2 separate regions of the Mus musculus genome follow, and region 1 is linked to region 2. Evidence: chromatin loops called from intact Hi-C (ENCODE). Cell type or tissue: left cerebral cortex. All regions are shown on one strand. Links, peaks and the distances in the headings refer to the core of each region. The heading gives the core; the rest is flanking DNA.

Evidence for each region. A loop is a pair of places that touch in the nucleus more often than their neighbours do. Peaks named below come from ENCODE experiments on the same cell type or tissue, not always from the same donor. Only the 100,000 strongest peaks of a DNase experiment are listed, where the experiment ranks them.
Region 1: it touches region 2 in a loop (5-fold over the local background); 5 of 42 quality-filtered maps call a loop at or near these places.

The regions. Positions count from the first base shown.
Region 1 is chr6:129,530,913-129,533,720 of GRCm38, forward strand. It overlaps Gabarapl1 (gamma-aminobutyric acid (GABA) A receptor-associated protein-like 1), which reads left to right and starts at 2,280. Exons shown (of 4, transcript NM_020590.4): 1 at 2,280-2,624. The coding sequence starts at 2,535. 1700101I11Rik (RIKEN cDNA 1700101I11 gene) reads right to left here and starts at 2,372. Exons shown (of 2, transcript NR_045270.2): 1 at 2,326-2,372; 2 at 1,035-2,030. In left cerebral cortex, for the core only: a CTCF peak has its summit at 1,678; DNase peaks (open chromatin) are centred at 1,947 and 2,299; H3K4me3 peaks cover 1,076 bases; H3K27ac peaks cover 1,306 bases.
Region 2 is chr6:128,762,984-128,765,791 of GRCm38, forward strand. No RefSeq gene overlaps it. Among named protein-coding and RNA genes, the nearest start is that of Klrb1c, 24 kb to the right of the region's middle. In left cerebral cortex, for the core only: a CTCF peak has its summit at 1,433; DNase peaks (open chromatin) are centred at 468, 1,377 and 2,455; H3K4me3 peaks cover 1,165 bases; H3K27ac peaks cover 962 bases.

The DNA of each region.
Region 1 (2,808 bases), core at 252-2,751, 770 kb after region 2:
GAAACAAAACAACTTCATATTCAGTTCCAAATCCTAATGACTGGGGAAAATGATGAGCTGTGTTTTAAGAGGCATAGAACACTGGGTATAAACTCTAGGAAGAATTACCTAATTGGGGAGGTACTGATAATTTTAAGATGCATTGTGGTGGTTGACATGACGGCAGAGGTAAAGTGCAGTTTACTTCCCAGAAGGAAGAAGACACCTGGAGCAGGGGCATATTGCTTGTCTTGTACTACTCTGAAATCTTCTCCATTACTGATATGCATAAAAAAACCAAAGAGATCCAATCTTAAAAATTACAACAGTACAAGAAACATTTGATGTGGCTATATGAGAAAATGTGGTCCTTTTAAAACTGCCCTTTGTATGGTTGAAGAAAGCAACTTAAAAGGTTTTTTTTTTTATCTGATTGTTAGTTTATAAATGTACCTGTGTACAACATTTTAAAGAACCTTCTGAGAATCAATAGTAAAATTGTGAAAATAGATACATTTTGTATTTTAATATGACTTATTTTTATTTTATTTGTGTGGGGGTTCTGCCTATATGTATGTATGTGCACCACGGACATGCAGTAACGTAGTAGAGGTCAGAGAGGGTATTAGGTCCCCTGAAACTGGAGTTACAGATACTCCTGAGCTGTCATGTGGGAGTTGGAAATCAAACCCTGGTCCTCTAGTAGAGCAGTCAGTGTTCTTAACCACTGAACCATTCTCCAGCTCCCAATACATTTTGCATTCTAATGTAAACGACTAGCATTTTAAAAATCCTAAGAGCTGATTAACCAACATTTCATCTTTAAATTTTCATGTACTGCATACATTTTCAGTGGACTGAAGAACTGCCCTTCAACTAGCTGAGACTGTACATCTATAAAAAAAAAAAACAAAACAACAACAACAAAAAAACAAACCTGAAGGTTACTCAGAAAACAACACTATTACCATTTTCATCCCAGATCTGTCTCAACTGGTTGTAAAATTTCTTCTGAAAGACTTAATTGTATTTGGGTCAAGGGTAAAATGAGTAGCTGGGTATTAAACTATTTTTAATTTGAAAATAAAAACAACAATAAATAAATACAACAATATTATATACCAATTCATTTGTCTTCATATGTAAGAAAGATTACCAGGAGAAAACCAAGAAGTGGGCTATGTATTTCATGTTCTTGTTTTGCCAGTTAAATTCAGTTCACTTTATTTTGCCCATATTTTATAACCATATCACTAAGTCATGTACATAAAATCAGGCAACAGGGCTGCTTGCCTGGTACCACTTAGTAGTCATTTTATTTTCACAGCACAAAGCATCCTTGAACTTTATCTCCGATGTTCCCAAGATATAGGTCTGGAGTTACTGCCAGTAGAATCAGAAGGGTGACCCCGCATCCAAAGAGTCTTAAGATGGAAACCCGGTATGTCAGAGGGGCCTGGGCTGACTCTCTCTATACTATTGAGGGTCTTCCACCAGCATGCCAGTCAGAGCTTTTGGTGCCCAATAAGGCCTTTTCATCAGGACAACTACCCTACAGGTGATACCCACCCCAGAGCAAAGTATTGTTGGGGAAACATAGACACCTAAATGATTTGACCTCTGTATTTTCAAGAACTCAACAACCATGCTTCTGGGTGAACCTTATAAAATGAATGGATTCATCTCTCCTTGAACGTGAGTGAAGCCTGGTGTTCATCGCTGGCATCGCTTCTTCTAACCTTGATGACTTCATGTTCTTCACCCTTACACTTCTTCAAATCCATGAGTCATGCTCTGTTTATGTTGTCTCAGAACCAATTCTAGCACAGATCCAAACATAAGGACACCAGTCAGAAGGAGGAGTTGGGGCAGAGAAGGCAGGCCAGTCGTGGGTGCCAGGCAAAGGTCAAAATGCAAGCACAGGACATTTCAGCCCGGGCTACAAATCTCGTGACGCCTGGCACTTTTCCAACTCCAGACTCCTGATTCCATTGCTCTGGAAACAGCTGGATTTTCTTCCTCTGTGTTTGTTTTGGGCATCAAACAAGAAACTTGAAGGGGAGGGAAGACGACATTTGTTAGAGCATTCTTTGAATTAACAAATTACCTTTAATATCAATCCTCAAAAATAAAAACCCGACTACATGATTTTTGCGTTTCGATGGAGTGGTTTAGGAAAAGCTTGGGTGAAAAGAAGATACACAAATAAACAAAGCTTCTGTCCACCCGGATCCAGCAGGTCCTTAGCGCCGGGGGCGGAGCGGGGGTGGGGCGTCGTGATGTCACAGCACCGCCCTGGTGTTTTTGTGTTTCCAGCTCTTGGGAAAAGCCACCCTATTTCTTTACCTGGTGGTCCTTTACCTTCAGGCCGCGAGATCTCCAGGTCCTTCTCTGGACGTTTAGCCACGTAGTGCGGCGACTGGCGCGTGGGAGCTGACGCGGGTGGAGCGATTGTGATAAGGCTGACATTGACTGGGGGTGGCCAGACGCGAGACGCAGTCATCAGCGCGCGCAGCAGGCCCCGTCCGGGGAGCCCCTACATCCTGAGGTCCATCATGAAGTTCCAGTATAAGGAGGACCACCCCTTCGAGTATCGGAAAAAGGAAGGTGAAAAGATTAGGAAGAAATACCCGGACCGGGTGCCGGTGAGTGGGGGCGGGGAGGGAGAAGGCAAGCTTGAGGAGTTTGGGAGCTGGTTGCCCTGGAGCTACCGAGGTAGCCTGGCGATGGCGGGTGGCCCTGGCACAGGAGGGTCATCGGAATCAAGTATTCTTGACCGGCTTTGACAAGCTTGTATCCCCAGGGCCTGTAGCCACTTTTGGCATCTCG
Region 2 (2,808 bases), core at 115-2,614:
TTCTAAGTACTCATATGCTCATGTTGATGACAACAGGACCCAACCGACCATAGGGTAGAAACAACAGTCGTGGTTGCTTGCTGTCTGGAAGAATTACACAGCGACTGCTGTGTGCTCAGGACCCCACATTCTTCAGCTTTAAGAAGGAGTTAATTAGTGTCAGCCTCCCAGTTGCCATGTGAGGAAGACATTGAGAGTCCAGAGCCAGCCTCATCCCTATGTTCTAGCTCCACAAGCACAGAGGACGCTTGGGTCCTGACGACTGCAAGCATCAGACATTAGCAAGGACAGTAGGAGTCCCATCACTAGCAGAGAACACAAAACTCCCCCCAGGAGGTCAACCTAGAGGCCTGTGGAGCCTTGGTCAGTAAGCATACAAGCACAGTGGCGCCATGACAGGAAGGCTTGCCCCCGTGCGTGGGAACCCTGGCCCTACTACAGGAGTCTGGGCATGTGAGAGATCACCAAGGGGCCGTGAATAGTGAGGGGCAGCTCATCTCAGGAGCCTTTGAAAGATGAATGAGGATGAGAACGCCTGTGTCCTGGTGACACAGAGAGGTGTTCATGAAGTAGTGACAGTTATCAAAGAGAGGAGGAGGAGGAGGAGGAGGAGGAGGAGGAGGAGGAGGAGGATGGAGGAAGACTATGGGTCACCAGCAAAGGCAGCTGGTGGAGACAGAAAGTGTACCAGGCACAGTGAAGAGGAAAAGAGGTCACGATGCTAAAAGAATAGGGCAGACAGGAGAGGACAAATCTGTGTATCACATGCAGGGCGTGGAGCAGAGACTGGGAATGCGGATCTCTGTGCTGTGTCTGTTCCCTGTGAGGCCAGACAATGAGCCCTGAAGTTGATGTCTAGAGGCAGAGCCGTTGAGCGTGTAGAAGTAGAGAAATGTAACTTAAGGGTTGTAGTGGCTGAGCAGGGGTATTGTGAGGGAAAGGGAGCCTGTGAGGAAGAGAGTAGTGCGGAGTGAGGGCGTGGGTAGGCGTGTTTAAGGTGTGCTTTTGTATCTGGAGAAGCTGGTGCGAGCTAGGTGCCGGTTGCCTAGCGAGATGAGGGTGCAATGAGGTTTCGTGGGTGTTGGATTTTTAGTGGGCATGGGTACTTTATCTCATTCGGTAGCTGGTCTTTTCTTGGCGAGAAAAAAAAAATGTGTAGACCAGGCTGTCCTCGAACTCCAGATCCTCCTGCCTCTGCCTCCTTCAGCAAATCCTACCGGCCTGCGCCACCAGTACCGGCGGTTGTTCTAGCTCTTTCAAACATATTTAACTACGATCTATCATGACGTCACTAGCCCCGCCCATGGAGGAGGAGTCCGGAGCCTTAGTTGCAGTACTACGCCCTACCTTCCCGCCACCCAAACCTTAGCATTAAACAGGACTCACCAACACTCCCGAACTCATGGCCACCACCCCTTTCTCCAAGGATTCATTGCCTCAAAAGCCCTGAAGGCGCTTCTCGCTCCCTGCCGGTCTTCCCGGGAAGCGCACTCCCTCACCCTCAGGCAGCTCTGTATTCAGTCTCAACTGAGACCATTGTAAAACATCTTCAAGATTCACGCAGCCTCTTTTGCCTATTCCCGTGTCTCTGGACAGTACTTTGATGTCACAACCAAGAAGTCACCACATACAACGACATTAGTATTTTCCTCTATGTTTTGCTATCGAAATTTTAGAATGTTAGAGTTTTGTTTATCTCTTTAACTCATTCAGATTTAATTTTTGTACATGGTAAACAGTAAGACCTAAATCTGTCATTCAGTTTTTCCATCATTCGCTCAATAGACTGTAGTTGCTGTCGTCCCCCTGGACCCTGCCCCCCATGGTGTGGTTTTGGTAACCTTGTGAAAACCATGTTACCATTACGTGAACATTTAATATTCATTGCTCTCTATTTTTCACTTTGACCTATTTTTCCTCTATGTCAGTATCTCATATTTACTTCATTATTATAGGTTACTAGTGTGTTTTCAAATAAGCCCACAGCTTTGTACATATTTGAAGTGTTTTGAACGATTCAACTCCCATGCAGTTCTAGAAGACATTATTAGTGTTTGATAGGGAATGCTTTGAACCTGTAGATCACTGTTAGTCTGACCATCTCAACAATATTCCTCATTCAACTCATTAACCCAAGACGCCATTTATTAGTGTTTGCTTTAACTTCATGCAGCAATGTTTTCTGACTCTCATTATGTGAAACATTCCCATTTATAATTTGGTTTATTCCTAAATTATTCAGTCTGTTTCCTGGTATTGTTAGTGGAATTATTTAAGCTTTCCCCTAACATTGCTCATTGTTGGTGATGTATACTGGTGACTGTAATGATTTAAATAAGAAATGTCCTGCACAGTCTTGAGCATTTGAACACTGGATTTAGGAGGTGTGGCCTTGCTGGAAGAGTATGTCACATGTCACTGGGGACAGGCTTTGAGACTGTAAGGTCCCGCCTTACTTCCAGTTGTCTCTCTCTGTTTCCTGCTTGTGCTTCAAGATTTGAGCTCTTAGCATCCTGTTCCAGCCATCATGCCTGCTTGCTGGCTCTGCCCTGCTAATATAGATTCTAATCTTTTGGAAATATAAGCCAAAATTAACTCTTTCTTTTATAGATTGCCTTGGACATGATGTTTTATACTGAAAGACTCCTAGAGGAGCCCCTCGCTCAGGCCTCGGGACAGTAGTGGACACCCAAGAACTCACGATAGACCAAGGTTGATGTAAACCACATGAGGCTTTATTCAGGGAAAGCCAGAGCTCTGGGGACAACTCGTATCCCACGCAGGGGTAGAGGAGTTGACCCCGAGGGG